Linked DNA regions of Homo sapiens: region 1 is linked to region 2. The links are chromatin loops, found by intact Hi-C in ENCODE. Cell type or tissue: dorsolateral prefrontal cortex. All regions are shown on one strand. Links, peaks and the distances in the headings refer to the core of each region. The heading gives the core; the rest is flanking DNA. Region 1 has its middle 19 kb from the start of LINC01877. Region 2 holds the start of SATB2-AS1 (SATB2 antisense RNA 1).

Region 1 (16,682 bases), core at 7,596-10,095, 120 kb after region 2:
AAAATCAAGAATGAGATACAAGAGTCCATTATGATCTTAACTCCTCACTACATACTTCTTACAGATCTTTAGTTTTTCTCCTTTTCGCATATTTTTTTTCCTTTCATTCTCTCTTGTCCTTATCCTCCTTTTTTTCTTTTTCATGTTTCTTTTCTAAAAAGTTTGTCGCTTCTTCAACTTACTTAGGAACTCATTGTTATAAGGATCAGATTATGACTGACAGTACACAGTCCGAATAATTCCTTAATTTTTGTGTCTAATAGGTGAAGTCATTATGTAAGTTTTCCTGTGTTCAGTGTTGCAGTATACAGTCTGAATAATTCCTTAATTTTTGTGTCTAATAGGTGAAGTCACTATGTAAGTTTTCCTGTGTTCAGTGTTGCAAAAACACCCATCATTAGTCTTTGATAACCATTCATGGTTAGAAGCTCATCCATTCCAGAGAAAAGCTGATGAAATATGTAAACTTTTGCTTCAGCTGTTCATTTACAGATGCTGGAAGCTCCACTTGGGGCATTTTTATATGCTGCTTTATAACAACTAAGCTAGCTGTGGTAGAAAATTAGTTCCAGCATGTTTTACGGGCAGCTACAATTTTGGTTCAAAGACTAGAGAGCATAATCTCGGCAATTCCAAAAGGGAAATACTGCAGGCAAATTCCAACACATTTCCCTCTCATGGCTGTTTGAGGAACCACTGACACCTCACACTGCTGTACTTCTTATTTAATAAGTGAATAGTATAATAATTGTGGATAAACTGGGAAGGAGTGAGCGTGGAAGCTGTTCTCTATTGGGGGTGGAATGTTGTGCCCTTAGTATGATAAGCTGATCCCATTCCATTAAATCACAAAGCTGTCTCCCCTCTATGCATCCCATACGAACGGCTGAAGAAAAATCGTGGAATTGCTAACACTTGCTGCAGCTGTCAGGAAATGATACTAATTAGTTTAATTTGCAATAACACAAGCACTTAACTCTCCAAATAATCTAAGTTAGTAAGTCAGTTTTTATATTATGACAATGACATGTTTAAGAGACTCTGGAGCACTGCTTTTTTGACCTTTGACACACATTTCTGATAAAGCAGCACATCAAAGATGTTTTGTTTTCCTCCTCCATTATTCTTTCATCTGTTTCAATGGGAATTATTTGACAAATGAGATGGTTTGGTAGCTTTGCATAACGGAAAAGAAGCTAAGATCGGTGTCTTAAAAAGCACACATTAGCCAAAGAAGTATATTTTTAAAAAGAATGATCACGGTACCAAACGAATGACACCTCTCAGATCACTAAATCCCCTAGAATTCACGCATTCACATTTAATTCCATCCATTGTTCCCCACCCCCCGCCACTTTGCCCCTTTTTGGTGTATGTCAGCTTAGGAAAAGGGAGCTCAAATGGTGAGTTTCACTTTCCCCTCTTACTCCATTTCCTTTCTCTGTTCTCAGGCACAGCCAGCTGCTACTGTTTCTGCTCCTTCTCCCGACAGGCGAATGTTTAATGTCTCTTTCTCCTGTCCCCTTTCTATACATTTGGTATCAACATCTCTTTCACGAAGCCAAAGAGGAAAAAGCTCCCAAAAACATTCGCATACATATTAAATGAGCTTCATCTAGGGTCTCCTGGGGTGCCTCTGACTGGGAGCCTGCGGCTGGGCAGGCTTGATCTGCGCCTTCATTCGTGTTATGTATTTTTTTCATTCCACAGGAGGCCAGGGGTTTGCGGCTGCCACAAAGCACATGAACAATTTCAGACCCTAATGGCATCCTTGTCTGATTAACCACTTAGATCTGGGGAGGTGGTCTGGGAGCAGGGATTCCTGCTATCAAGTCCCTGGGCTTTGAAAGACTTTACACAACGGCTGGTTATTTCCATCAGTGCCTCAATTTCTTAGCCATCTTTTTTTTTCTTTCATTAAATATAAAGCATAACATAGGTCTGTGGTGCTTGTTAAGACTTCGGAAAGAGAAGTATTATGCATTTTGATTGTTGTTCAAATGGGTGAAAATTTGCCTGGCCTGTTGGAGAAATTTTCCTCATAGAGACCCATATTCGGACTCAGTAATTTTGAAAAGGAAGGGTTGAATTTGAGTTTCCCCTTCCCCTCCTAACTGTGGTTCAGAGGTAAAAGCAAAATATTATTTTCTTTTGGAAGATTTGGTCATAGTCAATGAGAGTTAAATTTAAGATCAAACATCAAGTGGTTACAGGACAGTGCTCTGCCATATCTTGTTTTTAAAGTTAATTCCTGGGGAAACTAGAACAAGTTTTAGTTTAAAAAATTTGCAACATCCAGGTCTTTTATTCAAATGATGTATAAAGTTGATGTCAGATCTTAAAAAAAAAAATCACTCCAAAAATGGATCATATACTCTTGAAATGGGGAGATGGTGCACGATGTTGAGAGAAGGGCATTAAAATAGATGCTAAATAATTTTAGTATTTGCCCAATTTGGAAATTCTGCCTCACTGGAACATGTATCACTGAAGCCACTATAGTTAATATTCTGTCAATGTTTCCACCATAAATAAGCCTCAGTGTTGAAAGCTTTATAATTTGGTTATAAAAATTTGCTTTCTACCAGAATTTGACAGGATACGCAGGATCCAATTGTCCCAGAGAGAGATTGTTTTAAAAACATTTGGGAGGAATAAGTAAAGAAAGATTAACATATTGTGAAATGAGAATCAGAACTTTTATACCATATTTTTTTAGTGGTCTAAACAGTGACATATTTAGATAAATCTTGGCCCTAAATTGAAATTTTAGAAAGAATTCACTTATCCACTGGTAACTGCCAAATAAACATGCCTCTAGTGCTCCCTTGCCCTCCACACCCCCAACATTCAGGGGCAAGTTAGGTGATATTTAGCAGTGTAGACATTGTGGAGAAAAAGATGCTAAGGTCTTCTCTTTTTTCCTTCTTGCTCTAACCTGATTTCACTTTCCATTTTATCGTTTTTTCAAATTTTTTAGGTAATTAATACCAACGACTTGGGGTACTCATCATCACTCACCCTAAAGGTAACTCCCATAAATTTAACAGATGTAGCTAAAACAGTGTTACCATGGGAAAGTTTCTTTTTTTAACAAAAAAAGAATGATTGGACAATAGGAGCCCAAGAATCTAATCTGGGTCCTGCTGCTAACTGGTTGTGTGAACTTAGGCATGTCATTTAATCTCTGTGGGGACTTGACGTATTCTCAACTGTAAAATGTGTGTGTTGACATTCCACTCCTTACGAGCACAGTCTTGTCATCTTAGGTGGAAGGGGCATGATTTATGAAGGCTCAGAGTTCTCTCATAACGTTTTGCAAATGCCTCCTGTGGAATTAACAGAACTTGTGGCTTCCACAATGGTTGGGGAGTGCTTGTCTCTCTTAGGACTTCCAAGCTTTATGGGGAATGCTTTGAGTTTAGCTATAAATATGGCTGTAATAATTGGACAATGATAATGTTGTGTAAACTATTTTATAAAGCACTTTTCTTTTGAATATACAACCTTTTTTCATCTCACAAAACACTTAGGACATAGATATAGAAAAGAAAACTGAGATCAGTCAGATTCAATAAGGTGGCCGAAATGGAAAGTGATGGAACATTCTAAAACTGACTTTGGTCCTCTTTCTGCACACTGCTCCCTAACTTCATAATGCTTCCAAAAAATTAATAGAACTTAATTTAGGATCTACGGGCATGAGAGGACACATCTCTATGTTGGTGCATGCTCGCCTGTGAACAAGTGCTTTTGTTTTTCTCCCATAGTTCTGATATGGTCAAAAGAGTCAGCAACATATCCTTGCACTCCACCTTTGCACCTCAGCCCACCAATGTTCAGATGTTGGGATTCATGTTCAGCTACAGGCCTACTTAATTCCAGCTGCCAGAGGGCTCTCTCTCTGGCTTGTACAACCTCTTCAAAGCAGCCAAGATACACAGATGCTCTTAGATTCTTATAGCTGAGTGAGCTCTCCTGACATTATTTCAGCCCTGACTCTCAGTTTCCAGAAGAAACAAAAAGTCCTCAAAGACCTGAGAGTTCACCCACCTGGCTGGTGGAAGTACTGGGACCAGAACCTGGTCTCCAGGGTCAAACACAACAGCCTTCCCATCTCCACTTCATGAGCCAAGAAGACCTTTGTAGAGAGAAACCACTGAGGCCTATTTAAATGAGCAGATTACACTACTAATTGAAGGCCTAGATAGGGCACTGGACATGGCAGGTGTGGCTGTGGTTTGTAAACCTGTCTCTCCTCTCCAGTTCTTCAAACATTATATGCATTCATCCCCCATAAGCACCTCTCTGTTTTCCACTTCCCTGCTTCCTACACTTAAATATACATATATGTGACACAGTGACTACTTACCAACATCTGCAAATCTTACTTGAGTCCTTAAACTTATAATTCTTAATGCTCTGCTCTCTGAAACATGAAAGAAATTCAACCATTAATTCAAAACAGCTAATTAAGGGGCCAGGTGCAGTGGCTCACACCTGCAATCCCAGCACTTTGGGAGGCCGAAGAGGGCAGATTACTTGAGGTCAGGAGTTTGAGAACAGTCTGGCCAACATTGTGAAACCCATCTCTGCTAAAAATACAAAAATTAGCCGGATGTGGTGGGGGGTACCTGTAATCCCAGCTGCTCACTAGGCTGAGGCAGGAGAATCGCTTGAACCTGGAAGGCGGAGGTTGCAGTGAGCCAAGATCACACTACTGCACTCCAGCCAGGGTGACAGAGCGAGACTCCATCTCAAAAAAAAAAAAAAAAAAAAAAAAACCCATCAACAAGAAAGCTCTCCTTTTTCAGCTATAAAAAAGGTACCTTAACAGAAAAAGATGGGTTACATGACATGTTTGGATTACAGTAGAACAGAGAAGGAACAGAACCAGGAGATACAGCAGGGTGAACGAAGATCAAAGAGCCAGCAATTGCTTTGTACAGTAAATGAAACAGCAATACTATCTAGAATGCAAGATGGTCTTCAATATTTCTGGTCAAATATTCAAGGTCTCAACTTTAAAAAAAAACAAAAAGAACAATGCATTCCCTTACCAGAAATATTCAGCAGTTTTGCATCATAAATCAGTTGTTTGAAACCAAAAAGACCTAGCTATTATCCTCTCGTGTTACAACAGTGACCACAATAGTGTAGGGAAACTGACATTTTGGTCTTCTCCTGGGGGAAAGGCCAGACCTGCTGGGAATGGTACCCACAGTGGATGACATTCTGGTTTTGCTTCTTAAATCCATTATTATTCAGAACCTGCTGCAATCCAGATAACATACCTTGTTTCTGAGAGGTATCACTTGCCTTTGTGATTTTTGTCTGTACTTCAGTAAACAAAATTCAAAGATTCTGAGGAATTAAAGAAGGTCTTGGAGTCAGCCAAGTAAATTGAAGAAAACAAGTGATGTGTTGATTGCATAGACTCAATCAAAATGCAGGTCTAGTAGACAGCACACTTATACAAAATATCCACCGGACAGAGGAATCTCAATGCCATCTTAACATCCTTGAGTCCCTGAGTTGCATTTCATTTACCAGTCTCTCTCAGGGAAGACAATATGCTACATAATGTGAATATTTGAAGGGACAGAGCCACCATAGTGGAGACCCTGGCAAGTGGTTCCACACAGCTTATACCCTTCAGGTCAGGAAAGCACAATAGAACAATACAGGATGGCTTCTGTTGCCTTGTGGGGCTGTGGCAAAAGTGTGCTGTGTCCTCTACCAGAAGAAAACTCAATTTGGGTTTCACATAGTCATTGTCGACATGTATCCTAGGGGCTCTTTAATTGTTGTTCAGTAACTTAACAGGTCCACTTTTGAAGCAGAAGCCACTTTGCATATTGAGGTACACAGGTGATCTCTCTCCCTTGTTTGCAGAGATCAGCTTTAAGATTACGTGTGTTTGTTCAAAATGCACCCCCTACAAGACATGAGGGCTGCTTACTATAACCGGTAATTTAGAAACAATAAGAATCCTTTTCAGTAGAATTATAATGTGGTTGTCTGATACCCAGAATGCCCCCTTGCCAAAGCTTCACTTATAATCAACATGAGAAATGCAGCATGAGTTGGCAGTGGCCCTGAAGAAAGGACTGGGTGGAAGGGGAGTTTGTGCCACATCAGGCCCTGCCTGGTGAAACTTTACTTTTCCCCCTTGGACACAACAATACAGAATTATCCCCATCTATGCTTCCACCCTCCCTAACTTGGACTGCTGTCACCTTTTCTGGCACAAGAAATCAGTAACAGATGTCCCAGGCCTTGAATAAGAAAACAGAGATCGTAGGGTACTTTGTAATATGCTCAAACCTTATCCTGGAGCTTACATACAATTAAATTAAACTATGTCAGGATTTATGCTTCAATAGAGTCTAACGCTTTGGAACATTCCCCCTCTTGGTAAAATTTTAAACTGTCCCTTGAAATAATTTACAATAGCTAGACTTACTCTACATCTCATATTACTGATTAAAACACAGTGCCTGATTATTCCAATGGAGTATATATTAATATGAGGCATACGCACTCAGATTTTTATGTGTAGAGGTCTGAAGGTTGTTGGTTTTTTAAAAAGTATCTTTCATTGGAAACATGAAGGACAACCTTACTTGGATTATAGGAGATCAAACACCAGGAGATAATAACAACTGTGAACAAGTGTTAGGTTACTTGTGTACAACAACACAGTTTATCTCCACCTGGATTGCTATATGCAGTTTTGGTTACGACAGCTCAAGAAATACAAAACAAATTGAAAATTTATCCATAGAGGGATGTGGAAAAATAATCCTGGGTTTTAAGGGGTTTCTTTGCCAAGATTAGACTGCAAAAGCAGCACATTTCTAACTGGGAAGATAAACACTAATCAAAGTTAAAGAAATCATGAAAAGTGTCAATACTCATTTACCTAAGCCTAGATCTGCAGATCTAGGAAACCGTAGTTTTAGATCAGGTAAAAAGAAGTTCACGTTTCATAGTGAACTTAAAAACTTTGTTACCTCAAATACTTGAGAAGCCTGTTTATTTAGATGGGATCATGGATGTCAAGTTCAAATTGTGAAGGGAAGATGGAACCACCTGGAGAATGTATTTAGTGATCTTGATGTGATATTGTGAAAATAACCCCTGACACCCCTATCTATCAAAAATGCATCAAGGGTCTGACCCAAGATGGTATTCCCGTTTTTCCTATGACTTTGATGAGGAGAAAGGATGAGTTATATGATTTCACTGAGCTCCCACGCTACCACAATCTGGAAACCATAGTAAGGAGGCTTTGGGGCTAACTTTTTCTACCAGAAACAGAAGTAGTCACAATACATCATTTATTACAATATTATTCAGATGGATATTATTTCTTTTACAAAAAGAAATGATGCACAGGTCTAAAGAAATCTCACTAGCAATAAAAACTTCAATATAAATGCAATAATTGGGGGTAAATGCATTTTATCTAATGCCTACATTAAAGTAAAATAAAAGCATCAGTGCCATTTTCTTTGTCACAGTCACTGGAAGCCTATAGATCATTAGTGCAAATTAAAAACCACAAAGGTTAAAAGTGCATTTTAAGGCACATGCAAGAATTGCATGAGCCTTGCCCTTTGGATTCTCTTTATGGTGTTTTGTCAAATTGAACATCGGGACTGTCCTACGTAGACCAAGAGACAGTAATTCCAAATGTCTCTGCTGGGGACTGCTTTGACCAATTGCAGCTACTGCCTGTGAGAAGAGCGACAGTGCTGCTGGGAGTTTGCCTGGCCCCAGGTCTCTCCAAACAGTTCCTGGGCTTCTAGGGGGCTGGAAAAATTCAATATATAATTTTGCTGTGACCTCCTCTTCCTGAGACCTGTCAGTGTTTGATACCAAGATGGACCCTAGGGACTGGTCACTGCTACTATAGCTCCTTAGCTGCAGCTGTTCAAGCTCACAGGCTGAAGGAAAAAGAAAAATAAAGTTTTTAATGGCTTGACTAGTTACTGATAGAGCCTGGCACCCACATCTTCCCTTGAAAGAAAGATACTCTTTATAGCACACAGACTATGAGTGAATGAGAAGGAAAACAGCAAAGCGGTGGGAGATAAAGAAGCCCAGTAAAATGTCCCTCTGCCCCCTCACTCTTCCAGGTTGGGGGAAGTGCTGGTATGATTCAAACCAGTGAAACAAACAAACAAACAAAATTTACTTTTTTCCCTTGGATTTGAACTTAGTAATGTTATCATTTGAAGTGTAAGTACCGCTACCCGGGGCCCCACTGTATTAAGCATTTTAATTCCTGAAGAGGTTTGTAGTGGCTCTGAATGTCTTATTTTAAGAAAGTAATAAAAGTTGGTTTTATCAGTTCTGGGACCCTGGGGTGCCTCTGACCCTCAAACCCCTGACCCAATTCTCAAGGCCATTCCAGTGGGCCGCCTCTCCTGTTATACGGTGTTGGAAACCTAGGACTCTTTTGACAGTTACTAAGAGAGGGGGGAATATCATCCATAGATTTTTTTTTTCTAAATGTTAACTAAAAGTACCTTATCTCTGCTGCTGCCCTAACTACCTCACTAATTCTGGTACCAAAGTCATGCTGTTAAGGAAATAGCTGATTTAAACAAAGCAGGAGTATTTTTAGAACAATAAAAAACCTATTCATGATATCTAATTATGCAAACTGTGAACAAGAAGATGCTAGTCTTGCATTAGCTGAGACTTGACTCCTGTTATAATTTGCTCTTTTTTTGCAGCAGAAAGCAGTTCTTTTTTGTCGCTTTACTGCCTTAGCGTGGCTTGGTGCTTTTGGCAGACTCAGCGCAGGTCACCGCAAAGTGTTTCTGTTGCTGCGGTAGACTGCAGTTAGGGAGCGTGGCAGGATAATGTATTGTAATGCAGATTACGGTGGTTTGCTGCTGCGTGATTCACAGATATGATTGCATCTAATTTCAGAAATAAGTGGAACCGTCTGCTCTTTTGTGTTAGCTGAAAGCTGTTCGATGGCGTTCAAATGACTGCTGCCTTTGCACCTAGAAAAAGATAGAAGAAACCCACCCATATCACAGCAATAACTTCCTCATTGTACCCCCCCAAATTCAGCACCATCCTGGCTTTTATGAGAATCGTAGTTCTTTCATCTTTCCTCCGAAAAATAATATGGTCCCATGTTTTGGGGAGTGGGTATATTTTGTTTTATTAAATTTTCTCATCTCTTCCTCTTGGAGAGGGACCATGCTAAATGTTCGTTTCCCTCACTCTCTCTCTCCTGTGGTTCTGTAACAATGCTGTTCTGACTCTTAGAAGAAAACATCTCCATGTAGACCTGCAGTGAGAAGTTCTTAAGGAGTGACTTAGCATCGCAATATTTGGTAACTTTATGAAGCCTGTGGATAACTGGAGCTTTTGCAACTAAAAAATAATTGCAATTTTAATTATGAATCAGATTCATTTAGGCTGTTGGTTCTTATCAATTTGTAGGTTTTCATTTAAACTTCCAGCTCCTTGGACTCCAGTTCTAAGGGGGGCAGCTCTCCAAAAGCAGGCGAATCATACACACACTCTTTCCTCTTCTTTGACCACACACAGTCCTATCCCCTTTATGAAATCAGCCTCCCCCAGTTTGAGTTTGTATCCCCTAATTATGTGCTTTCTTAAATGTTTGTTTTCCGTTGCTCTAACTTTGGTTTTACATATCTCTCTAAAAAAGCCCACAGAAACAAGTTAACTATACTTTTCATACCAAACAGAAATTAAACCTAGGTAACAAACCCTTTGGCAGGAAAACAGTGGGATTTCCCAATGAGCCACATGAACGCAGAGGATGCTGGCAGCCAGCAGAGTCACTTGGGACCCACAGAGCACAGAGGTTAACAGGAGGGGACATCAATCTGCAATGTAACACTGACACTTAATGTTGTTCAGACCCTTTATGAGACAAAACCAAGCACAGGCATTGTTCATTTCTTATTTGACACTTAGAAAAATTCACAGCTGTGTATAAGCACAATATTAAGGACGTGGAACCAGAGGGAAGAAATATTCAAACACAGGCAGCTCCTTCAGCCTGACTCACTCTTCTTAGAGGCTAACCCTATTTCCCCAGGCAGGAGGTCTTATGATGGCAGGCCTTTATTTGACCCACTACAAATATAAATCTATTTCACAATGAGCTCTCATAAATGGAGCTATTATATGACTCCATTTTCTGGATATGATCTTTAGAAATTATCCTGTATCTAGCCTTTAAAGTGTATTCAAGAGGCACTTCATTTGGGTGGATAAGAGTGTAAGATATGATGCATGTAAAATTCTGCCAGTTTTTTTTCAGATGCAATTGTTCATGCTGTAAACTTTGAAATTGTCTGATGACTGGGTCATTTTACAACTGCCTTCACTGATCTTCACAGCAAAGGGCAAAAGGACTGTGACTGTCAGGCTGTAGCCAGAACGTTTAATAAAACGCCATGGGAGATTTCCTCCCCAGCACAATAACTTATCAGAAAACATCTAATGAGCACCCTGTGTGTCCGAGGTAGAAGACCCCAACCTCCCTCCACCCACACACTAGGGTCTATACTATGGGAAGAGTATAATATTCCCACTGATGGGAAACTCTAGATGGGGGAATAAGCTTATTAGAAAACATAGACTTTGCAAAGAGCTAAAGATTTGGTTCTGTTTATATTTTTTAAAACTAATTATAATATTTAATATCTTTTCCTCTCATGTTAAGTATTAGCTATCTACTTCAGAGGAAAACACTACAACCTAGAAGTATTTGGAGGAGGGTGTAACTCCCACAAAACACCCTTCTCCACCTCACTTCGTAAATCTATTCAGTTTGAGACATAATCCCAGGAAAAAGGCAATATGGCAGGGAGTGGGGGTGTGGGAAATCATTTTCTATGTTGCTAATTCTTAATGTCACTCAAAAAACGGTAAGTTAAACCCTTTCTATGGACACAAAAAGAAAAAAGTATTTTCTGTTAACACAATGATAAACTTTACTGTAATTCAGAGGCGGTCAAGAGTGTAAATGTGACAAGAAGCCAAATCCACAGAAACAACAGTGCTTTGCATCTGGAGCTAAGAAATTTAGGTTTCCTCCTAGCACCAGTTACCTAGAGAAAGCCTCAGTTGTACCATCTGTAAAATGGAGAGTTTGCCTGCTAGCCTTCACAGAGTTATGAAAATTAAGAAGTCTCTATAATAGTGTTTTAAAATGTATACTATTTTAAGCTACTGCACACAGTTGGACATGGCACACACAGCTGGGATTTAAAAGCAGAAAGGACATCAGCAAGGTGATTCTACTGGGACAGAGTCTGCAATTCCATGACAATTCTCGGAGGTATGATAACTAAGTCATTAGATACAGCTTGGGTAGTGCACTTTGTCACTGACTGCCAATAAAATTGCTCACGTTGGCCAGGCATGGTGGCTCATGCCTGTAATCTCTCCACTTTGGGAGGCTGAGGCAGGTAGATTGCTTGAGCCCACGAGTTAGAGATCAGCCTGGAAACATGATGAAACCTCATCTCTATTAAAAATGTGAAAAATTACCCAGGCATGGTAGTGCGTGCCTGTAATCCCAGCTACTTGGGAGACTGAGCAATTGCTTTGAACCTGGGAGGAGAATTGCTTGAACCTGGGTGAAGAATCGCTTGAACCTGGGAAGCGGAGGTTGCAGTGAGCCGAGATGATGCCACTGCACTCCAGGCTCAGTGACAGAGCGAGATTCTGTCTTAAAAGAAAAAAATATATATTGCTCAAGGCTCAAGTTACAGAGGACGCTCTCTATGGAAAACTTTTAGAGAGAGAGAATGAACAGGTGTGTCGTTGCTTCTTTCCTTGGTACAGGTGGGGATAGCCTTCTTATCAGCGAGTCCAGGCCTCAGCCCACATGTGTTAACAGCATACCAGTGTGGAGAGCTCTTTCTCCTTCATAAGCAGCAGAGTAATAGCTCGACTCAGTGCACACATTAAGTCCACGCACAATATTCCTAACCGGTCTATAGACGCCTTCAGAGCTGACACTTTCCTGCCTCTTCCTGCGCCTGCCTTAGACCACACGCCAGCGTTACTTAGGGAAAGAGATGATGATTCCCTGTCATTGTTTTTGAGTAATGAATGGGCAATTACCAAACTCTTCTGGAAACTCCTGTCTTCTCAGAGCCCTAATGGAGCATTCAATTCCAAGTATTGGGAACATAAATAGCAGTGAGGGTGCCCACATATTTCAAAGGCTGTAGAAATTACATTGCACAACTTAAACCACCAGAAGTTAAATGGCTTTCTGAAAGGATACTGCTGGGATATTTTTCATCACTTTTACAATATTTTTTTCCTTGCTGTCATTTAAATAGATCCTTGGAAACTTGAAACTTAAATCTATTTCCTTACCCAAAGTTTTCCTTTCAGCATACACACACACACACACACACACATAACTGCCTTGTTATTTTAGGATCACTCATGGGCTGGTGGCACCGATTTTTTTTTAATCAAAAAAACACATAAAAGCTTTTTCTCCACATATTTTCTCCACACATACTGTGTCTCAGAATGGTAAATTAAAGCCACGTAGGCAAAAAAAAAAAAAAAAGAGAAACATCCTCAATGACTATAGAGAAGCAAGGGTTTTGGGCATAGGCCTCTTTCCAGATCCATCAACATTTTTTCTTTCTTTTTTTGGTATTTCTTTAAGGATTAAATTATGTAAACCAAATATATCTAAAATAATTGTATTAGGTGCAAGGTTTATGTAATGTTTGCAGCTAGCACTCATAGCAAAAACAACCTTCACACTCTTCACATGTGAAGCTCCAAAGTAAATCTGATTTTCTTAATAGCTTGAATTCACATACATTGTTGGTGAAAAGCTACAAAAATATGCTTTGTGTTAGCTCTGCTAACTTTATATTCAATTTTTCTTTTAAAAATTTAATTGCATTTCCCATTGTTTCTATTGCATTCTTATAACACAATTTGTGCTCCCTTTAGTAGCTAAAATTACACCTGTAACTGTCCAAAACTATTAGTAAAGTCAGCTTAGCTTGTGGGATAAAGTATCTGTCTTGTATTTCAGACAGATTGTGTTCCAACACCATTGTGGTCAGATTTTTATTAAAAATTCTTCATATTTCTTTTCTCTTTGTGCCAAACAAATCGCTACATTTTCAACACTTAATCATCTTCCTCATCTAAAAATATTTCCACATTAAATGAAAATATTTAAACTTCTTTTTGATGCAGCAAAACTTAGAACACTGTACAAAGTCTGGTTTTCATAAAGTTCTGCAAAAGAGCAGCATGCATATAGAAGCAACTATTGTGAATAATTGTCAAGGTCAAGGGGAGAAACGCAATGGTTAGCAATGGGATGGTTCTTTCCCTAAGATTTCAAATGGACTACTTCAGCAGGGAAGTTTGTTCCCTTTTTTTGAGAAACATTTTTGGAAAGCTAGCATTGGTGATGACAATTGGGGCTTCCCTTATTGGAGAGACTTCCCTCGGTGTCATGGAACTTCTGAAGTTCATTTATGCCAAAAGGGAAGTGCACCAAGACTTGACCCCTTTCCCAAATGGCCCTAGGTGAAATCCTTCATTACGTGCTGCCCTTACAGTTAGTATCCAATCAAGAAAATAGAAGCTTCTCTGAGCATTTAAAGCAAAGTAAGTTTAACACAGGGAATTGGTTACACTGGCGCTGGAAGAGAACAAGAAGCCCACAAGGGACACCTAGGAAACCCAGAGGTAAAAACAGCAGGAAGCCATGGGGTCCCCTAGATTGGAGGGACAGAGGAGAAGGTGAAGCTAGAGCTAGCTAAGGACAGTTGGCTGAGATATCCCCTGAGGCAGAAAAAGAGGGGACAGCATGGCCCCTTGACCAGGGCTAACAAGGCCGCCTACCTGGGTCTGCACGTGATACGAGCCTGCAGTCGTCCTGCTCCAGCTTTGGGTCCTCCACCCTTGAGGAATGCTTGGGGCTACAGGGAGGTGCCTATGGCCTCAGGGCCTGTGTAACTCCTAGGCCACACTGAGACTGTCTATCCCAACAGCCTGAGCCCACTCCCAGGGACTGTGCAGGCCTCTGGCCTTCTCCTCAAGTGGGGCACACCTCCAGTGTTCATTTCAGATGGCCTAAGAGCCCCAGAGCAGGTGTTTGAGGGGAGGGGGAAAAAGCTTGGACGTGGTGACAGTGATGTCTATATGTGTGTATGACAGGTCACAAGAAGCAAGTGGGTGGCAGGCCAGAGGCCAGGCCAAAGCAGAGGCCAGGGTTGGGGTCAGGGCCTAGACCGGGTGGCAGAGCCCAGAGCCAGGGTTAACTCTTTCCATACCACCATGTCCAGGTGTGAAATTCCTGGAGTCCAAGAATTCTAACTCAAACTAGCCTTCAAGTTGATGTGAAAGTACAGTTGATGAGGTAGGAGGCTAGAATGTGCTTTATTTAACAATTTGTTAGCTTGTTTTAGAACTTGTAAACATTTGGATATGTGATATGGGATCTCCATTTGACCTTTTACCTCTGACTCTGTAAATGTTAGGGGTGGACCTAGGCAGAGGAGAAATACTTTTGGCTTCTCCTTTTCTCTTACCTTTCAACCTCCCACCAGTAGCTGTCACTGGCTGACCCTGATGATATAGGCTCTGTAAAATACAGGGAGGAGCAGAGGAAGTGAGAAAAGGACTTGAGAGCAAAGAGGCTTAGGGCTGGGACTCCCACCCAGCAAGGGTGTCCCCTAGGTCAAAATCATATGCCCCCTTTTATACTAGGCTTATAATCTATTATTTAAAGCAAAGTTTAAATGCATGTCCCACTTGAGTTTCTTCCTTCCAGCTTTCTCTCTTCCTTCCTTCTTCCCAACCTTCTTTAAAATGCAAAAACTCCTGAGACCGGTGGCAGATTAAACTTCTAGTGCCTTAGTGTGAATGAATCTGTTAAATATTTTTCTGGTCTGGAAAGCCCGGGGCAGCTTAAGAGAACAGGCTGTCCAGGAAGAGAGAGGAGGGAGTAGATTGGACATCTTGTGACTTTCTGTAAAAGTCTTTTTGTAAAAATATACAAATTATAAGAAACAAATTATCAATGACAATATCCAGTCTGGGGAGTAAATGGTACAATAATTTTAAGATTGAGATCAACCTGAACCTCAGTCTCGATTTTGATATACCTATGTGAGCGAATGAATGTGCTTAACAATTCTTTGCCTCAGTTTCCTCATCTGTAAAACAGAGATGACAATAATAAAACAACCTTTAGGAGTGGCAGCGAAGTGAAGTGAACCAAGGAAAGTATATAAAGTGTTTTGTGTAGTGCCCATTGTATAGCATTCACTCAATTAATGCCAGAAATTAAGATTAGCTTTAGGCTGAATAATGACCCCCACAGATGTCCATGTCCTAATCCCCAGAGGCTGTGAATAGGCTATTTTATATAGTAAAAGAGATTTTGCCAATGTGATTAAGTTCTTGAAGTGGGGAGGTTATCTTGGATTATCCAGGTGGGCGCAATGTAACTACACAAGTCCTTATAAAGAGGAAGATGGGAGGATCAGAGTTGGTAGTAGCAGACATGATGACAGAGTGAGTGACTGGAGTTCTTCAAGGAAGGAGCCGGGAACTGAGAATGCAGATAGCCTCAGACACTGATAATGCAAGGAAACAAAATCTCTCTGAAGCCTCCAGAAGGAACAGTGCTCTGCTGACGTCTTGATTTTAGGTTTCTTATCTGCAGAACTAAAGGGAATAAATGTGTGCTGTTTTAAGCCACCAGTGTGTGGCAGTTTGTTATACAGCAACAGGAAACAAATACAGATGATTATCCTGGATGGTCTGGAAATAAATGAATGAAGGACTTAGAAATATGCATGGGAAGAGGAAAAATTCAGTTTATTTTAAACCTCTAAAGCTTGGAGCAAATTAAGAATGACAAAGAGAAACTTATCCAATACAAAACTTAGTGTTACAAGAAATTTCCCTCTTTGTAAGTGTTGAAGAAACTGGAAGGTTCTCTGATAACAAAACTCCATTGAGAGAATTTGGAGTGAAATCCAGCTTTTTTTTTTTCAGTGGATAACTCTTGAGTATAGATGTCTTCTACTTTCTCTTGGGCACCCTCTAGTGGAAGTGCAAAGGAGCCATGAGAATCAGAAGACTGGCTGTCTTAGGGGAGAAAAGATCAGAAAGCTGCTAACCCAAGCTGGCTGGCATAGCATTTTACATATTTTGTAGAAGGTTAATATGTTTTCACAGATTTGATTTTTTTCCTTATTGTATTCTTCTTTGGAATTTAAAGCTTCTTACCTTTAATTCGATATTTATTCAGCAATCACTTATTGCTAAGAACTGATTTGCATTACCCAAAATTCATATGTTGAAGACCTAACCATCAATGTAATGGTATTTGGAGGTGGGGCCTATGGGAGGCGATTAGGTCATGAGGATGGAGCCCTCATGCTGGGTTTAGTGCCCTTATAAGAAGAGACATGAGAGAGCCTTTTCTCTTTCTACCAGGTGAGGATACAGTGAGAAGGTGGCCATCTACAAGCCAGGAAGGGAGCCCTCACCAGGAACTGAATCTTCTGGCACCTTAGTCTTGGACTTCCCAGCCTCCAGAACTGTGAGAAATAAATTTATGTTGTTTAAGCCATACAGTCTATGGTATTTTGTTATAGCAGCCTGAG
Region 2 (12,577 bases), core at 6,683-9,182:
CCGCCACCCTCGAGCCCGGGTCACTGCCCGGGTCCCGGCCCGGAGCCCCAGCGTCCTCTCCCGACAGCGCCACCGCGTGGGCTGAGGCCGAAACCTTCGGCGCCGGCTCTGCCGGTCGCGTCCCGGAGCCAACCCTTCCGCGTCGCCTGCAGTCCACGGGTTAAGGATGTGGCGGGGGATGGGCAGGTCCCTGGCCCAGGGTACCACCGGGCCACTCAACACAAAAACGCCCTGGCGCGTGCAAAATACGAACGCCCACAGTTTGTCCCAACCCCTTGAAATGAAAAGTACACCTGGAAAGCCCAAGATAGCACCCGGTCCGCACCCCAAATTTCAGGCAGGCCAGCAGGCGTCCAGAAATCCGCTCCCACCCCTCGTAGGGGCAGGCAAGCTCAGGCAGCCGGGTGCAAGGGGGCCCAAACCGCAGTTGCCTCCCGAACGCTTTGAGGCTATGGGCCCACGCCGGTCTTGAACCAAGCGGAGAGGGCGAAAAAGCCCGCTGCGGGACCCACGGTCCCAGACACCTACTGGAGCCAGGGACGAGGGGGGCAGTGTATCCGGCGGCCCAAACTCGTAAGGAGTGGGGGCCAACTTAGAGGGCTTCCCGAGCTGGCGCCTCGCCTGTTTTCTCGGTATCACGAATCCCCTCGGACACCGTTTCAGTCCGTCAAGACCTTGGCCTCCGGGAAAGGCCCAAGTGACTGTGACGGCGGCGACTCGGGCTCAGTTCTCCCCCACCCCGTGGTGCCTTCCCTCCCCGCCCTACAGCCAAGCCCAGAGGAACAGGGCATCGCCTCGCGCGGTCCCGGAGCCACATCCGGACTTGGGAACCCCGTGTCGGGCTTAGAGGACTTCACTGGGCGGGTTGGGGTTTATTTTCAATAAATTCAGCTGTTCACATACACCCCCACCACCATTTCCACGCGCGCGCGCGCACACACACACACACACACACAGAGGGACTTGTCAACTATTGAGACAGCGACCCAGAAAGGTGTAAATTCACCTGGTGCCCACCCAATTGCAAAGCTCCCAGACCCACACAAAACACTAGCGAGCCCTGGAGGTCTGAGACGCCCCGCGCCCGACTCACGGCGCGAACACCAGCGCTCCGGCCGGGTCGCAGGGGCCGGTGCCCAGCGGGCCGGGGTCTGGCGAGCCAGGCAGCGGGCCGGCTGAGCTCCTGCGCCCCGCGGTCGCGTGGCCTACTCGCCTACTCCCTTATTATTGGCTGGGACCTGTTCCTTTCCAAAGTGTGATGCCCGGTGTCCTACCCTAGGCCACGCGGAGCTCTCTCCCGGCGTGTCGGGCCCTGCGCCCCTGCCCAGTGGCTCACCTCGGCTCGCTGCGCCCGCCTTCGCCCCAAGTGCCCAGGACGGAGCGAGGGGCTGTGGGTCGGCGCAGGGACGCTGGCTGCTCACCTCCAGGAGCCGACAGAAGGTGCCTTCGGCGTCACGCGTCCAACCCTGGGGCTGATTTAAATAACTAATAAGCTCAGAGAAATTTTACGAGGGGAACTTTTCCTTTTAGTATCAATAAAGCCTAGTAATTGGGTTTGTTGGTTACCTAAGCTCGAGTTCGACTTTCTCAGTCTCTCTCTCTCTCTCTCTTTCTCATTCAGAGGCAACGTTTTCAAAAACCGGCAATTGCGTGTGCGTTTGGGGTGTGCAAGTGTGAGTGTAGATGTGTGAAAGTTATTTGTTTCAGCAGTCCTTGTCTCGAGAGCAATCATCATTGTAGCTTTGAGTGAAGAGTTTTCAAAGGTGAACTGTTGTTATTTCTGTCAACAGAAAACTGTTGACAACCATTCAAGTCTCACAATACAAGTATAATATAAGGGAGGGTGGAATATCTAAAGACTGTCCCGTTGGATATGACAGAAAGACATCTGCAGTGTTTCCCTAATAGTTTGCATTTTAATTAACTTTCATTACATTCTGACTTCCACTCAATATCCGTTGTTTTCAGTAAAGACTTCTATATGATAAAACGTTGTAATTTTTGTTCTGGTTTTCCAATCTTCTTGAAAACCAGTTCTTAATTGTAAGGAATTTTTCCACCTGGGAACCATGCCGTAATTTAAAAATATAAAAGACCTTTCATGAACAATAACTGCAAATAACCCATTTGTTAGTGTCTGCGGAGTTGCTGGCACCTATACAAAGTCTCTGAAATATAAAGGCAATCTAAGAATGTTTCTCTCCAACCATAGTGATATATACTTTTTTCGTTTTTGTTGTGTGGAAGTTAAAAACACTTTTAAAGTTACTTTTTAGAAAAGTGTTGTGCTAAAATTTACCTGAACTTAAATTCCTTATCAATGTTAGCCTAACGAAATGAAGAGTATTTCTGAATCAGATTATTGTTAGAGTCATATGCTAAATAGTAAAGGAAAAGAAATGGGAATTAAAGTTTGCAAACCAAGACCAGGGAAAAGTCGGCTCCAGAAGTTACCAGGAACCCACCCAAACCTGTGCACTCATATCTCCTGTATTTACATATTATAGACAACTTTTCCTTTCCACTTTTAGCTAGAAAAGTGGTGGGCTCCCCTTAGTTCGTCTCGTTTTATGCTGTAAGACCCAAAGTCTGCTGAGGGCTGCCCCTGCCAGGTAACTTCCGGAGACCCGGAGTTACTTGGAGACAGACCCGGCCCTTTGCACATTCCAAGTGAAGGACGTCTCGCGCATTCTTCCCAGAGCTACCACACACCTAACCTCTTCTGGACACCCAACAGCTGGGGCACTGGAGCACCTGACCCTACTCAAGATCATCCCCCAGCCCTTGCCGGCACTTAGGGACAGCAGAATCTGAGCTGTGGGTGTACATACTCCCCATTTTCTGCTTTCCCAGAGGATCACAGACAACTTTTCTTCCCATCTGCTCCCGCTGGACTCCTATGATCACCCATCATCCCCAGTTGTTGCTATCTCTGAGCTCTTGGTGACCAGCCCTTGTCCCCCAAGCTGACCAAGTTGAGAGAGTACTTGTCCTCCCAGCACTGTCTCTCAGTATCAGGAAGTTGAGATCAGTGGCAGGGAAAGATGGAAGGATTGGCAAGGAAAGTGCAGGGCCAAGTAGAGTAGCTCAGAGCCTCAGCAATGGGCACCTGTCCTCCCCCAAACAACCTGTGGTCTCTCCGGCTCCCTGCTTTTCCACCATTGGTCCCATCCTGGGCTACCAGCCTCCACTGAGCTGCTCTGGGAACTTAGGGTGTCTCACATTACTTCCCTGCTATGGCATATTTTGGTTTCAGTTGAGCTATTTTCTGAAGATGTGGATACTCCAGTTTTATTCTTTTTCTGTCTGTGTCTCAGTACTCTTTTCCTTTTTTAAGAATGTTCCCCAAGCCTGGCTTTTGCCAGACCCTGTGCCATCTCCCCAAGCTCTATTTACAAGAACAAGAAGTGATTTGTCTGTTTATAGCAGGTTTAATTAAGACAGTTATGCGCCGTGAACTCTTTGGGCCTCAATCAATGCACTTAGATTTGGAAACTCAGATAGAATCACATCTTACACGTGCGGCCCCGGCTGGCCGCCCAGGCTGAGGACAGAGCTATTGTTTTCTACATCAGCCTCACTGGAACTGGGCAAGTCCCCTGCAGAACTGGCACCCCCTGCTCCTCCCAAGAGACCTCAAGTCAGGTCTCCCGGCCAGACTCAGGCCTTTCTAATACAGGCGTGAAGGGCGGGACGCCCAGAGCCCTCTTGTTGGCCGGTGGCTAAGGAGCCAGGTGGATAACTTCTGCGGATTCGGCTTTCAGGCTGCTGGAGCTCTCCCCAGCCCGAGGCCTTAGCCCAGCGCAATCCCTTGTCCAGACCGGCCAGTTTCCGCGTGGCGAAAAAGGGGGAGGCAAGTGTGTCTTTTCCAAGGAGCTTTTATCCAACAGCCTCCCCTCCCCCCAACTCTCAGCCTTAGGTGCCGGGCTTCAGCCGAAGCGTTTTTCAAATTTGTCATCATTGGAAACCTCGGACAAGTGGAGTGTAAAATTTTGAGGGTTTCCAGGTAGGCTCTGACTTCAGGCATTCAATGAAAGGGGAAGAGGGCTGAGGGCGGGGGAGAGAGACAAGCACAGAGGGCTCCCTGTAGTCGGCAGGAATTCCCTCCCTCTGCAGCCCAGCTGCACCCACTAGCACACACTAGTCTTGCCTTCTCCCGGCTTTGGAAGAATCCCCACCACATTCTTTAGCTCTCAGAAAGGAGAGGGCAGTCAGGTCAAGGTCTTTCAGCATCCCTACCGCAATATACCCCTCCCAGCCCCCTCACCACCACCACGTTGGCCTAGGACACAGGACCCCGGGGCCAGGGCCTCAGTGACTGCAGCTTATGCCACCTAATGCAGAATGGGGTGTCCCTGCCTCCACTGCTCCTCTCGGTCTCAGCATCCAGGTCCTGAAACCCCTGCGATTCTGGCCTGGGAAGCCAGACTTGCCACCAACATCATGGTATCACCCATAATTGATCCACTCAGTTTTCAGTAGATGTGGAATCCAACAAGAGTAACACCACCCTCCACGCCCCACTCTTTTTTCTTTCTTTCTTTCTTTCTTTTTCTTTCTCTCTCTCTCTCTCTTTTTTTTTTTTAAGAATCCAAGGCACTTGAAACATTCTGAGTGTGCCTGCAGTAGGGTCTCAGAGGAGTTGCTCTGAAAGCTGTTGAGAGCAGCCACCTTTGCTGTCACTGAGAGCTTGGCAGGGTCAGCTCTGGTGGGCCGTTTGCACCCAGGCTCTGATGGCACCAGGATGGCTTCCTGCAACCCGGTAGGAGGACTGGGGTGGGTGGGTCCAGTATTTCGTTTCTTCCTCTTCCTTTTTTTTTTTTTAATGTCCCTCTTTATTTCTATTGAAGACTAACCTCAGTATCAAAGGGTGCACTTGTTTGTCCTAAATGGCTTGTAGCTCTTTCCTACTCTGCCACAGGACATTAGCTCTGGGAGCACCGCCTGGCAGGGCCTTCGCTTTGGGCCTAAGCATCCAACTGAGGCCCAGCAATTCCACCTGTGGGGAATCTTGCAGTGAGGTATTTGTGCATCAGGAGTGGGGAGTGAGGGAGAGAGAGCTGGGCTGGTGCAGTATCCACTCTCGCACCTCCTCCCTGAGCGGAGCTCCAGTATAGACTAAGTGAATGAATCCATGAATCAGCTCCATAGCCGAGGGGTAGAAGAAGCAGCCGTCTTCGTTAAATGGGCTGTTGGCAGTTGCGGCTGACTGCTCTACCCCTCGCAGGCCCGCCTCTGGGCAGGCCTGAGGTGGCCCTGGAGCCCCGCCAGCAGCCCCCGCCCCTCAGGCCAAGCTCTGGCCCTGGCAATCTCTGCACTTTGTCATCACGCCCGAGTATTTGACATTCGCAATTATCTGCAAATACCCTGATCAGTTTGTATATGAAACACTTTTTTTCCTGCCTTAAGGTTGGAATCTGGTAAGTTTCAGACAAGTGGTTGCAGGGGGAGATGACCCAGGGGACCGTGCGGGACAGGGCCGGTGAACCCGATTCCGCGAGGCGGGCGTCTCGAAGGGACTGGTCTGCGTGCCTCACCGGGTTCCCCAGCCTGGCTCCGAGGAAAGGCCGCGCGGAGGCGAGAAAGGGCCCACATCTCGAGTCTCCAGTCTCTCCTTGAAAAGAGCACCCCCTAATCCCGGAGGAAGGGAGGGTGAAGGAGGAGGGGAGAGCCCACTACAGGCAAGGCAGGAAGGTTAATCATTTTGTTAACCGGAAAGGGTGCTGCCCCGCCTGGCCGTCGTCACCGAGCGTGTCAGTCACCCGCTCTCGATTTCGCCGCAGAATTACCTGCTCAAAGAGCCACCCCAAGAAGCCCTCAGCTCCGAGGTCTTCCCGCCCGTCGTCTGCGGGAAGTAAACGGCGTCCTCCCTCCAAAGAAGTGGATGCCCCTTCGACTCTCCTCCGCCCCCCGGCGGTTCCTAAATCTAGGAAAGCCAGCCCCGGCATCGCTCACTACTCCTGCACCTCAGCTCTGGGATACCCGCTCAGTACAGACAGACCATCAACCAAAAAAGAAAAGAAGAAAAGAAAAGTGGTGGTGGGGGTGGGGGTGGGCAGGGAGCGTAAAGTAGCGAGATCACTTATTTGACTCTTCTGTTTTCTTAGGAACCTGATCCTGGCCCCCGGCAGAGCATAAGGGCCCGAGGCCAGGGACCTAGAGGCCGGACCAAGTTCGCGCGAGGTGTTCACAGCCTAGGCGCCCCGGGCTTGGCTTCGTACTCTGCAACAAGCCAAGCTCCCTTGCCACGAGTATATCAGCAACTTCAGAAATAAACACCAGCGAAACCCCTTCCCACATTAGCTTGTTGCTGTGCTACTGACACTGGGCTTAGTCGATGTTCACACCTATTACATTTTTCCGGAAAGTGGGAGGAGCAGGGGGTAGAGAAAGCTGTGTGTATTGAGGGAAGGGGAGATGTGTGCAACACCTTCCAGAAAAATGGGGAGGTAGTTTAGAAAGTTTTTCTCTGTAACAGCACAGCTTCTGAGAAGGCAGAGAGAAGAAAGCAGACAGGAAACGAATCCCTTCCTCCTCTCCCCTTTACCCCCTTCCTTCACTCCCTAGACCAAGCTGGTCACCCGGCTGGGAATCAAGATTGTGTGGCTGGGAAGACACCAGTCTCTGTGCTCGGGTTCAGCCCAGTCGGGCAAGAAAGTCTGGGCAGCTGGAGAAGGTCGTCACAGTCTCCCGTGGAATCTTGTTGCCTGAGAGCCCCATAACGGAAAGGGCTAAGACGACTCTTCCACACACAGGTCGCAGCCCCTGCCGCGGAGGATCCCCAGGAAGATGCTGGGGACGCTCTGAGCATCGGCCTTTCTTTACCCCCGACTCCCTGGAGCTTGGTCTCGGGATGCCAACTTGGGGCACGGAGGCGACGGGCTGCTCCGAAGCTGGAGGGTTTCTGCTTGGGTCAGAGGGATCACGACCTCAGCAGAGCCAGGAGAGGTTGGGTGACACCCACTGCGTATTGCACTTGACTCAAAACTGCCCTCGGCCTGCGGAAGAGGCGAGGGCAAGAAGCCTGGTGGCGGGTCAAACCTTCACCCTATTATTTTCTATCATTTTTTATGCCCATATATTTGTTAAATGTATGGCTGCTATACACCAACAGCTTATTCTACAAGAAGTGCCCCCGAGGAGGATTGGGTTAAGCTTTGCAAATTTGGCTTCCCAGGTAATGCGCTTCATTATTCTGCTCCCGACTTACCCACCACACCAGTGGGTACCCGGAGCAGCACCCACTTGGCAGAACTGATGACTGCTTGGGCCCAGCGGAGTGCGCATTGCGCTAACACGCGCACGGGAATTGCACCCTTGCCGGAGCCTCCGCACCGTGCGCCCTTCAAAGAGCTGGCGACCCCGCTCACGTGTAAGCAACCTCCCACTTTGAAACTAATTCGCACCCGGGTCTTTCACCCCAAAGGACTTTGCTGCGGACGCTGCTCTGACCCAAGACGCGGGAGAGAAGTCCCAAAGGCTACAGCCAGGGGCTGGGGGACTCCTCTGCTCACCTTAGTCCTTGATTTCGAAGGCCCCAATTAACTATCTGTTGTGTCAGAATCGGCGAGTGCAAAGTAGCTGCGCCCCGCTGACGCGCTCTCTCCTGGGTCCGGGTATCCCAGGGCATCCGGAGCTGGGGAGGGTTGTGCGGACTACCCAAGGCACGCGCAGATACCGGGCAGGGAAGAAGGGCTCCGTGTTCCAAGGATGGTCGTTTACCTCTCCTGAGATCAGCCCTAATCCCTTGGTAACTTAAGCGCCTCTGAACTCGGGGAGCGCTTGGTGGGGCGCCTCCCTGCATCCACCCCTACCCCTGGCTCCTTCCCAGGCCCAGCATCTTTCCCACCATTCTCACCCCCACCACCCCCACGGCCCCGCCCGTTTAGAGGCGTGCGGTGGGCACTTGGTTTACAGAACCGGCGTTTCAGATGTTTATTTGCAACTAATTTCTTGTGCTGGAAAATGCTTGTTACCCGGGCGGAGCGCTTCCGCTCTGCGCGGTCCGGCCCGGCGGGCGGTAGCTCGCTGATCCCTCCGGCGAAGCCTCCAAGGAGCGGGCGGCTGGGAGAGGTTGTGCCACCCGGGACCAAGCCATCGGCGCTGCTCCGGACTCCCGGTAGGGGGAGCCGCCGCGGGCGCCAGGCCGGATTGTGTTCTGGCCTCGGGGCGGCCCTGCTGCCAGCGGCCGGGACTCTCAGCACAGAGCTCGGGAGGACTCCACCTGCTCTCCAGATAAGGCGCCATGAGCAGAGAAGGGAACAGACGGCCAAGCTCCCTCCTAATTCCCCGTTGTTGCAGAGCAAAGAAGATGGGGGAGAACTAATTATATTCTCTAGGTCTAAATATTGTTGAAAAATTTGTAGGTGAGATCACCTCCTTTGCCCATATCCATATATAATATATCCATTACATGTGTTTGCCCATATATATACGTATGCCATATGTAAATATGTACGAGTGTGTATGTATGTGTATAGCAGTGGTTTAGAATTAGTCTCAGTTCCACAAATTTTGAGCCCTTTTAATATTTTAGGTGACCTAATACCTTCTCACTGTATTTTCCAAGTCACTTATTTCCAAGAGTTTTAGGTGATCCCAGCATAGGAGCTGAGCATAGGAGCTCAGATGAGACTTGCCAGTTTTGCTGCAGTAATGTCAGCAAAAGAGTCTCTCTCTTTCTGACTCTATAGACTTAAGTAAGGGTTTACAGGCTTTCATTTTAAGGTATGACTGATATTTAGAGAACAAGACTAAACCAAGGTCAAGGGGAAAACAGTTAGACTGTGAACCTGCAGACCACTCCACTGCACCCAGTGTGGCCGTACACCTGTGCTGAACGGCCAGAGACTTCCTGGTCAATACTCCCACAGATAAAAGACTGCAGGATCTGCTTATACACAAATCCATCTTTCGCTGGGAACCCACAACTCATAACAACTCTCCTAATGCCAAGTCATCAAGGCCTCTTGAAAGAGAATCATAAAAAACAAAGAATTTCAAACTTGGAAGGAAACCTAAAGTTTACTGGTGAGGAGCTTGAACTGAGTAGAAGCAAAGAATCATACTCCAGATGAGAAACGCCCCATGCACTGAGCTGAGACTGGAACTCTCCTCTTCTTACTCTCAGTCCAGTAAGTTTGACTACAGAGCACTCATTATCATTGTGATTATTATGTTCCCGCATATTTTGTCGTTCTTAGTTAGGCATACTCCTTTAACACTATTGTAATAAAAGCAAAATCTGGAAGATCTTTAAGAGTGTAGCAGTTGCTTCCAAGGGAGGCTGAATTTTAGGAATGAAGTTACATATAACATTGACATATCTGGGGGAAAGACTAGAAAAATATAGTTTCATTGCTTTTTTGTGTGTTTTTGTTCTTGTTTGAGACGGAGTGTCACTCTGTCACCCAGGCTGGAGTGCAGTTGTGCTATCTTGGCTCACTGCAACCTCTGCCTCCTGGGTTCAAGCGATTCTCCTGCCTCAGCCTCCTAAGTAGCTGGGACTACAGACGCCTGCCACCATGCCCAGCTAATTTTTGTATTTTTAGTAGAGATGGAGTTTCACCATATTGGCCAGGCTGGTCTCGAACTCCTGACCTCAGGTGATCCACCTGCCTCGACCTCTGAAAGTGTGGGATTAGAGGCGTGAGCCACCATGCCTGGCCAGTTTTATTGTTTTATCCCTGTTTAATAATGTTGGATATATGAGGCCAGGCACAGTGGCTCACGTCTATAATCCCTGCACTTTGGGAGGCCAAGGCAGGTGGATCACTTGAGGCCAGGAGTTTAAGACAAGCTGGCCAACATGGTGAAACCCCGTCTCTGTCTCTGCCAAAAATACAAAAATTAGCCAGGCGTGGTGGGGGGCACCTGCAATCCCAGCTACTCAGGAGGTTGTGGCAGAAGAATTGCTTGAAGGGGGAGGTTGCAATTAGATTGTGCCACTGCACTCCAGTCTAGGCAATAGAGCAAGATCCTGTCTCAAAGCAAAACAAAAAATATTGGATATATGCAAATATGTGATTAAATGAATGAATATACAAACAAAACAATGAAAAAGGTGGGATTGTTGGTATTATAAAAGCATTCTCCCAAGTTGTGTATTTTTTCTCCAAAAACCAGACCTAACTTAGTCCTTAATTTAAGTGTTTGTTTATAGATTTTTAAATATCACATTTTGGTGTCATTTTTAAGAACCAACAGGAAGGAATTTCTAAAATAAGATTTGAAAAAAAAATCTAATAAAAAATTGATTTAGCAAAAGTAGGGAAATTTTTTTGAATGGAATATTATAGGATAAGCCCAAAATATACCACCCACTGACTTTATCATAAATCCTGGGATATAAATGATATTTTATCATCCTTTCTATAATTATCCCCTTTTTGTTTTTTGATAGGATCAAAACAAAAATTACTATTTACAAGGTCAATTCACTATTCCTTTTTGTATTCTTGTTCACAAAGGCAGAGATACATTAACAAATGAAAGTGTCTCAGTCTTTTTCCGTAACTAATGTCCAATCTTTAGCAAATGGTGCTGTGATGTCATTGAAATGGGTATTGGACAAAGTACCAATTGATTTATTGATTTCCCTTCTTCAAAGTCGTTTGGGAATTGAGGAGAAGAATGAAAGGCATAGGCTGGCTGAGATGTGCAATACTTATTCTATCACACGCAGACACACAAAAATTACATTTGGCTGATAAAATTGACAATTCAGAAGCATTGCTTACAGAAATTCATAATGAGATGACTTTGAGGCCACTCAGTTGATCAACCTGCCTTTTCTTCTCCTTATCATTTTATTTACTCTTCCAATTTAAGCCTTTTAGAAGTCAAAGAGCAGCAGGTTTTCAGTTAGCCTACAAGGGGAGCGTGAGGAAAAGAGGAACATCACAGGAAAGTAAGTGGTGTATGTACTGTTGCTTTCAAACACAGGACCCCATAAACTCTGCTCTGGGGTCCTATAAGCACAGTAGTATCTCTAAGACTGACGCTTGCTGGGAATCTCACAAGGGGTCTTCTGTGGTCCATGGACTGGTATGACTTCTCACCTTGGGTGGGGCAGGGAGTCTCTGAGAGTGTCCTGTGGGCTAAACCTGTGATGGTTCACAGCAGACCCATGACAATAAAGAAAGTAAGGCTGCTCTGATTGTCTTAGGTTTTTTAGGAGAGGGTTTCAAAGCAGGGCTCCTTTCAGCCTCAATCACTGAACCGGTTTTTGAGAAGAAAGGCTTTTAATCCAAGTCCTGTTAAAAATGCCAACTAAACTGCCTGGAGAAACTCCACATTGTAACATCTGCCTAGGAATTACCACACACAACAGTATCTACAGCGAAGCAGAAAATATATGAATAAAAACAAACCTCGGACTTCCTCTCCCTTGTATGGGTGAGCTGCCTTGAGTAACAGGGAAGATTTACTGTAATGCACAATTGCATGCTAGCTACTTTGTTTTTCCTGCTTCCTTTCCCCGCTTCAAGAAGAATGGAATATTTTTGTCTTCCAAGCTTTCTATCCATTTATATCAATTCTCTAGGCTTAGCACCATCATTTAGAAAATCCCTGCTCAGCCAGGTGTGGTGGCTCATGCCTGTAATTCTAGCATTTTGGGAAGCTGAGGCGGGTGGATCACCTAAGGTCAGGAATTCGAGACCAGTCTGGTCAACCTAGTGCAACCCAGTCTCTACTAAAAATACAAAAAATTAGCCGGGCGTGGTGGTGGGCAACTGTAATCCCAGCTACTCGGGAGAATCTCTTGAACCGAGGAGGCAGAGGTTGCAGTGAGCCAAGATTGCGCCATTGCACTCCAGCCTGGGCAACAAGAGTGAAACTCTGTCTCAATTAAAAAAAAAGAAAAAAAGAAAATCCCTGCTTACCAATGATGCTTGACTTTTCTATGCTTGTGTGTGCTGGAGTAGGGGGAAGGGTATGGTGAAGAGAGGTTCTCCCCTCCTCAGAGCATATGGTTCATTTTGCCCACTCTTGAGCCTGGATTGTAGGCTCTTGCTATCCGAGGAGAAACTAGACGGGGAATGCCCTGGAAGAATGATCTGGAACACTGCCTACCTACCCCCAATACATCCCTCCCCAGCCCCTCTCCACTGCCCAATCCTCCCTTCCCAGGCTGGTGTTGAAAATGTTGGATAGGGAAGTGTGATGGAGAAAGAAGAACTGTGCCCACCTTTAAGAAGGTTATGTGGAGCTGATGAAAGAAATGACTCTCTTTTTAAAAGACTGCTTTCATTTAGGCCAGGTGCAGTGGCTTATACCTATAATCCCAGCACTTTGGGAGGCCAAGGTGGGAGGATCACTTGAGGCCAGAATTTTCAGACCAGCCTGGCCAACATGGTGAGACCCCATCTCCACTAAAAATACAAAAATTAGCCGGGCATAGTGGCACATGCCTGTAATCCCAGCTACTTGGGAGGCTGAGGCATGAGAATCACTTTACCGGGGAGGCGGAGGTTGCAGTGAGCCAAGATCATGCCACTGCACTCCAGCCTGGGTGACAGAGCAAGACTCTGTCTCAAAAAAAAAAATTATTTAAACAATAGTATCCATCTTCCCA

What was found. A loop is a pair of places that touch in the nucleus more often than their neighbours do. Peaks named below come from ENCODE experiments on the same cell type or tissue, not always from the same donor. Only the 100,000 strongest peaks of a DNase experiment are listed, where the experiment ranks them.
Region 1: a loop joins it to region 2, with 2.3 times the contacts of the local background. A loop is called at or near these places in 4 of 110 quality-filtered maps.

What each region holds. Positions count from the first base shown.
Region 1 is chr2:199,580,636-199,597,317 of GRCh38, forward strand. No RefSeq gene overlaps it. Among named protein-coding and RNA genes, the nearest start is that of LINC01877, 19 kb to the right of the region's middle. In dorsolateral prefrontal cortex, for the core only: no CTCF peak of the experiment used is centred there; a DNase peak (open chromatin) is centred at 8,839; H3K4me3 peaks cover 835 bases.
Region 2 is chr2:199,463,500-199,476,076 of GRCh38, forward strand. It overlaps SATB2-AS1 (SATB2 antisense RNA 1), which reads left to right and starts at 4,599. Exons shown (of 2, transcript NR_026830.1): 1 at 4,599-4,762; 2 at 6,108-9,259. It also overlaps a transcript of SATB2 not described here. RefSeq lists a silencer at 8,039-8,228. In dorsolateral prefrontal cortex, for the core only: CTCF peaks have their summits at 8,127 (motif pointing right) and 8,326; DNase peaks (open chromatin) are centred at 7,526 and 8,132; H3K4me3 peaks cover 2,133 bases; H3K27ac peaks cover 2,274 bases; H3K27me3 peaks cover 2,500 bases.